Regions from separate parts of the Homo sapiens genome. Here region 1 is linked to region 2. A link is a loop called in an ENCODE intact Hi-C map of the cell type or tissue named here. Cell type or tissue: heart left ventricle. All regions are shown on one strand. Each heading gives the region's core, and the rest is flanking DNA. Links, peaks and the distances in the headings are about the cores only. Region 1 has its middle 15 kb from the start of ATP8A1-DT. Region 2 overlaps ATP8A1 (ATPase phospholipid transporting 8A1).

The links. A loop is a pair of places that touch in the nucleus more often than their neighbours do. Peaks named below come from ENCODE experiments on the same cell type or tissue, not always from the same donor. Only the 100,000 strongest peaks of a DNase experiment are listed, where the experiment ranks them.
Region 1: a loop joins it to region 2, with 3 times the contacts of the local background. A loop is called at or near these places in 5 of 110 quality-filtered maps.

The regions. Positions count from the first base shown.
Region 1 is chr4:42,671,388-42,674,315 of GRCh38, forward strand. No RefSeq gene overlaps it. Among named protein-coding and RNA genes, the nearest start is that of ATP8A1-DT, 15 kb to the left of the region's middle. In heart left ventricle, for the core only: no CTCF peak of the experiment used is centred there; no DNase peak of the experiment used is centred there; H3K27ac peaks cover 358 bases.
Region 2 is chr4:42,569,190-42,572,117 of GRCh38, forward strand. ATP8A1 (ATPase phospholipid transporting 8A1) reads right to left here. Exons shown (of 37, transcript NM_006095.2): 15 at 1-16. Among named protein-coding and RNA genes, the nearest start is that of ATP8A1, 86 kb to the right of the region's middle. In heart left ventricle, for the core only: no CTCF peak of the experiment used is centred there; a DNase peak (open chromatin) is centred at 1,242; H3K27ac peaks cover 941 bases.

The DNA of each region.
Region 1 (2,928 bases), core at 148-2,647, 100 kb after region 2:
TAAAACAATACTATTATCTCATTTACAGACCTTCTTCAGATTTTATCTTTTGTTCCAATAATGTTCTCTAGATCATGTGTTGCATTCAGTTGTCATGTCCTTTTAATCTCTTTCACTTGGAACAGTCTTCCTTTGAATTTCATGATATTGACTTTTTTGAATAGTACAGGCCATTTGTTTTGTACACTACCCCTCAGTATGGGGTTGTCTGATGTCACCTCGTGGCTTTGGCAGGAAGTCATGTTGCGTTGCTGTCAGTGCATCCTACAGGCACAGGATGTGAATACCCCTTTCCTGTTGATGTTAACTTTGACCACTTGGGTTAAGATGGGACTGACAGGTTTGTCGACTGTAAGGTTACTATTTATCCTTTGGTAATTAGTGTTATCTGGTAGGGAGATTAGTTTTACATTGTTAATCAGTCTTACATTGTAATTTCACTCTGTGTATTTGGAACGAAAATTTTGTTGTTGTTTCTTTTACTTTTTAATTTTTCTTTCCCCTAAAGGTGTCTTACTTGTCTACTTGGTTATTCTCAGTGCTGCTGCAGGTACCTACCCTTACATCTTTGTTGGCCCAAGCCTGCAACCCTGTCTGCACTGGCAACTGCCCATACTAGCAGAGTGTTGATGGCAGAGGGAGGAAGCCACAGCTCCCATTGCTCCCTCATCTCTTCAACCTAGAACACAGCCATAAAAACTACATGAAATGTACTTCACTGAGAGTTTTGGGGGTTACCAAAAGAAATTCTATAAGATGGAAAATAAGAAGATATTCCCTTTAAATTCATGACACTTACAAAAAGTTTGTAAACTATACAAAGGCATAGTTTACCTCATACCTTTGTTACAAAAGACATTGAGGCAATTTGTTCTGTAGACCTTATATATACCTCTTCTGTTATGTGGGAAGCTTAGTTCCTGCATGAGATCAGATAAATAACAAAACCAGTATTATCACACTTGAAAACTAATATTAGTTCTTTCATATTGTTACATATCCAGGAGAAGCTCAAGGTAATTTAACTTTTAGTGATTCTTTGCACACAAGTTGGATATCAAAGCTGGAGAAAATTTTCTCATTGAGAAAAACTCTTATGATTGGTGTAAATGTACAGCAATAGTGAAAGGAAACATTTTACTCTGACCTACAGGAAATCTTATTGTTTCTAGTTTTTCTTTACAGAGTAGACAGTGGAAAAAATTATAGAGTAAAATATAGATATTTCCTTTTGAATGTCTTTTTCCAGACATATTAGCTAAGATGTTCAGGGAGCGTGTGTGAGAAATGAGATGGCATTTTCAGTAAGAGCTAACGAGAGGAGTAAGCACACATTGAAATTTCCATTCTGCCAAAAACCTGGTCCAGTGAATATTTCATCTTAAATAATAAGAGGAAAAGCTAATCTCACATTCTCTCAATTTCATTTTAGATTGTTTTCTGGCATTGGGAAGTATAGAGAGAGTTTTCTTTTTCTTTTTTTCTTATCACAACACTGTATGTCTTAAAAATACTGGCAATTGAGAGTGTTGAAATAGTGAGTGAATTATTTGGATTGGTCACCTTGAAGAAGCTGAAAGAACTTGGCAGGTATTCAAAAACTGGAGATTGAATGAGTTAAGGGTAAAATTGATCTGTCTTGCAGCTTTCTGTCTAAAAAACTGCCTCCTTTTTTGCAGTCTTGGAGTCTAAACTCTCTTGTTTCAAACACTGAGAAGTTTTAAAAGCCCTGACAAATGCCAGTAAAATCTATCAAGCAAGGTCAAGGAAACTACTTCCTCTCATCCAGTCATAGGTATCCAGGCAGTTTGCTCAGGCACCTAGAGTGCCACTCAAAGCAAGGCAGTCTGCCGCGCTTGAGCTCTGTTCTTATTTCCCCATAGTACATTCAACTGCCTGAGCATCTGACTCAGACATAGCAGAGATATTGCTGCTGCCAGAGGGTAATAGTTTGTCCTGTTATCCTGGAATGCCCTTGCACTGAGAAAATGAGAAACTGGGCAACTCAATGAATTTCCCATCCTGTGGATTTCTCACTGGCTCTCCCTGGCTCTATTTCTTCTTCCATTTTAGAGGGAATAGTCATCCTGCTTTTCAGGCTACCACCTTTTCTTTGGAATCAGTTGGATGCATTTAATGCATATGGAAGAGATGCTGAGAGGGCATGTAGTAGAAATAAGAATAAAATATTTCATTTTTTTCTGATTTCTTGGAGAATGAAATGTTCCATGTAAGTGTATTTTTCTAGACAATTGAAATCTATGCCTTAAATGTCAAAACTTGTTTTTAACTTTGAGAAATGATGTAGCACAGTGGTTAAGCACACAGACTTTGAGGCAAATTGTCTGTATTTAATCACTCTCTACCTTCGTAACTTCAGGCACTTAGCCCCTTGTGCCTCAATTTCCTCATCTGTGGAGTGAAGATAATAATAGACCTTATCTTACAGGGTTATGGAGAGGATTAAATAGTATTAAATGAGTTATTATATGTAAACATTTAAAACAATGTCAAATATATAGTAAGCATATAGAAGTTATTATTATTAATTTATCCATTCATATACAAATCTTACCCTGAAATGGTACCCATCTTCTTGTTATCTTTTATAGAGTATATTGAACATTGACTACTCAGTGCCTTCATACTCAGGGAAAGAATATAGTCATGCCTTCAGAGAGTCCTAAGATGATGCCGACGATGAAACAATAGCTAACATGGTTTCATGAATGTTCTTGGTTAATCCCTGCAAAAAACCTCTAGGATAGGCACACTAATAAATAGACTTAGAAGGTGTAAGTACTTGCCTGACTTCACATAGCTAGAACCGGATGTGAGATACAAACTCAGGGCTGTCTTACTTCAACGCTGGTAGTCTTGGTCACCTTACCACACTGCCTTGTGGTCAGGACTCCTCATCCCCACAAT
Region 2 (2,928 bases), core at 175-2,674:
AGGTTCAGGGACATGGCTTCAGAAAGCAAGAAGAGAGGCAGAAAGAGAGGAAAAATAATCACAGAAAGGCTGGAAACATAAAACCACGAAGAAGGGAAGTATAAAAAGATGGATCACTGAAAAGTTAACAAAATGAACTTTTAGTTGAATCTGAAAGAATGGCAGTTAGTACAGCAAATAGAACATAATGATTCATGGTAGCTCAGCAGGTTTACAAAGTTATCCTGTAACTGTATAGCCAATTTGCCTCTTCACCAGAACATTTACTGATTTTATTCACAAAGTTCATAATTCAGTAGGAATTATTTCAACTTAGCAGTTGAAATGCTAAAGCCAATGGAAAATTAATCATATGTGTTATATAATCAGAATAAAGTGTTTCAAGGTAACAAACATGCTAATATCTTGAAACAAATTATCACACTAATAAAATTTGTCAAATACATTTTAGAAGTAACTTTGGCTACCACGAGATGATGGTTACTTCAACAGGTACATTAAAGTAAAAGTTACCTGCATTTCTATAATTAAATGGAACCTTAGTTTAAGAATTTAAATGATATTAAAAAATTTTCACTTAAACTATTTCACTCATTAAAACACTCTTTATTTCAAACAGGAAACATATTCATTAATATCTTCTTTAATTTCATCCATTCGCTCATCTGAACACTAGGAAAGTCTGATAGATGTACTTCATTTCAGCCAGTCATGTATTCAATTGGAAGGGGCCCATAATACATGACAGACCAGATTTTTTTATTTTCCATTTCTTTCATAATATAATCATATACTTTTCCTGTAAATTTATTAGACATGGAGTTTTAAAATGCAGAGTTCAGTACAAATGAAAAGTCACTGTTATTTTTGACGAATATACAATAAACTTTGTTAAAAACTCATGGGATCCTTTCACTTCCTAAAAGTTCAATCTTTCATCAACCCAGCCAAGGCAGGGACTTCATCATTCCAAGGCACCTCTTCCACTACCAAAACATTAATTTGCTTCCAGTGCAGTATCCACTATATCACTCCAATCACAATGGAGGTGGTCCCTTTTAACTCACTATTCTCTCTCCTACCAAAGGGCTTTTGTGCCTGCTTAAGAAGAAGGGCTAATCAAGCCCTTTGTGGGCTGGACTCCAAGAAAAGGAGTTGGCATGCTGCAAAGCTCTGTGGAAACTGGCTGCAACTCCATGTTTAAAGCAATCACTTCAGATCAGCCTCAAGGCTTGGACCCTAGCCCATGGACTGTGCCAGGGAAGGGCCTGGTACTAACCAAGCAACACTGTGCATGGTCCTGCCAAGCTGCACTAGCCCCAATCTCATACCAGGACAGGGGATAAAGTTTCCCAAGTCATGCAGCTTAAAAGCTCCAGAGCTCAAGTGCCAGAGACCCTCTTCACAACTCTGGCGCAGCCCTGGAAGAATGCTGAGCACTACCTAGAGCCCGATGAGCAGTAGGTGGCCTGCAAACCTGCCACTGATCCTATATGCAAGTTTCCCTGTTATTGCTGCTCCAGAAGCTCTGGTGTCTACGTGGTATCTGGCTTTTTGCCTTTGTATGTGCCAGTGCTATAACATCTACCTGGTAAGTTCTTCACTTAATCAAATTCATTCTTAGATCTCAACTCCAGAATCACTTTCTTAGGGCATATTTCCTTGCCTTCCCTGTTTAGATCAAACCACCCATTATAGCCTCACATAGACCTCTATACTGTGTTAGGACTTTATATTTGTCTGTATGATTACTTAATTAGCATCCACTAAGTGCCAATTAGACTATACACTTTAGGCAGGAGGAAATCATGTGAACTTTTGCCTTTTTTACCTGCATTATCTATCAAAGTGTCACATACATCAACACTTGAGATATACAGATAAATAAATGAATGGAGTTGACTAGAATTTATCACAAGTCATGGTGAGCAGTAAGATAAACATGGCTGTAGCAAGATCTTGGGGGATAGTATTATGATAATCGTGAAATTTCTCGTGGTGAGTCTCTTCTTGGGGTTAAAGAAGTAGCCGATCCTTCCAGCAAATATATAGCTAAACCAAATACTGTCAAGTAAAGTTATTCACACAGTATATTCATATATAAAGATTGCTTTTAAAAACTTATTTTTCATTTAAAGGGAAAATGCAAATGATGTTTTTAATACGAATTAAATGCCTTGTCCACACAAAAAAGCATTTTGTTTGCTTAACAGAATTTCTTTTTATAGACTGTATCTTGTTAAGCCTCATCCAACTTATTCTAAAAGGTCTAAATTTTTTTTTTTTTTTTTTACAAAGATGGCACTTAGGACTGTATCCCAGAATCTTCACTCTATTGAGATTTGTGGCCCCTGAACAGAGAAACTGCTTACCTATTCCGGGTATTCAAGTAACTATTATAAAACTGACTTATTCCCTACAAGAAGCAATTAGCTGAAATGATACTTTAATAACTAATGTTTACAGTAAAATGTCTGGTTTGTCATAAGTTAAATTTACAAATGATATCACAATTCACTTACATTTTACTGTAATTGTCCCATAAAAAGATCTAATGAAATAATCTAATAATTTTGCAGTGCATTCCTAACTAAAAGTTGATTTCTACAAGATAATCATCATTGGCAACTATGTACAAATCTATTTTATTGCCCATCATGAATCCAATTTGGGGCGAAGGTTCAGGGAAATCAAAGAAAATTTATTAAAATTAAATTCTGATGCACGGTTTTAAGTGTTAATTATAATTTTCTTACAAACATGGAATACCCAGAACTAGCTAGGAATTATACTATCAGGAAACTTCAAGCCTTATTCTTCTGATAAGACACAACAGAACTCACTTGAACCCTATCTGGGGTGAAACTGAGCTGTACCTGATGTTTTGGCAACACTGAGGCAAAATCAGCTCTGCACTTGTAACACCAA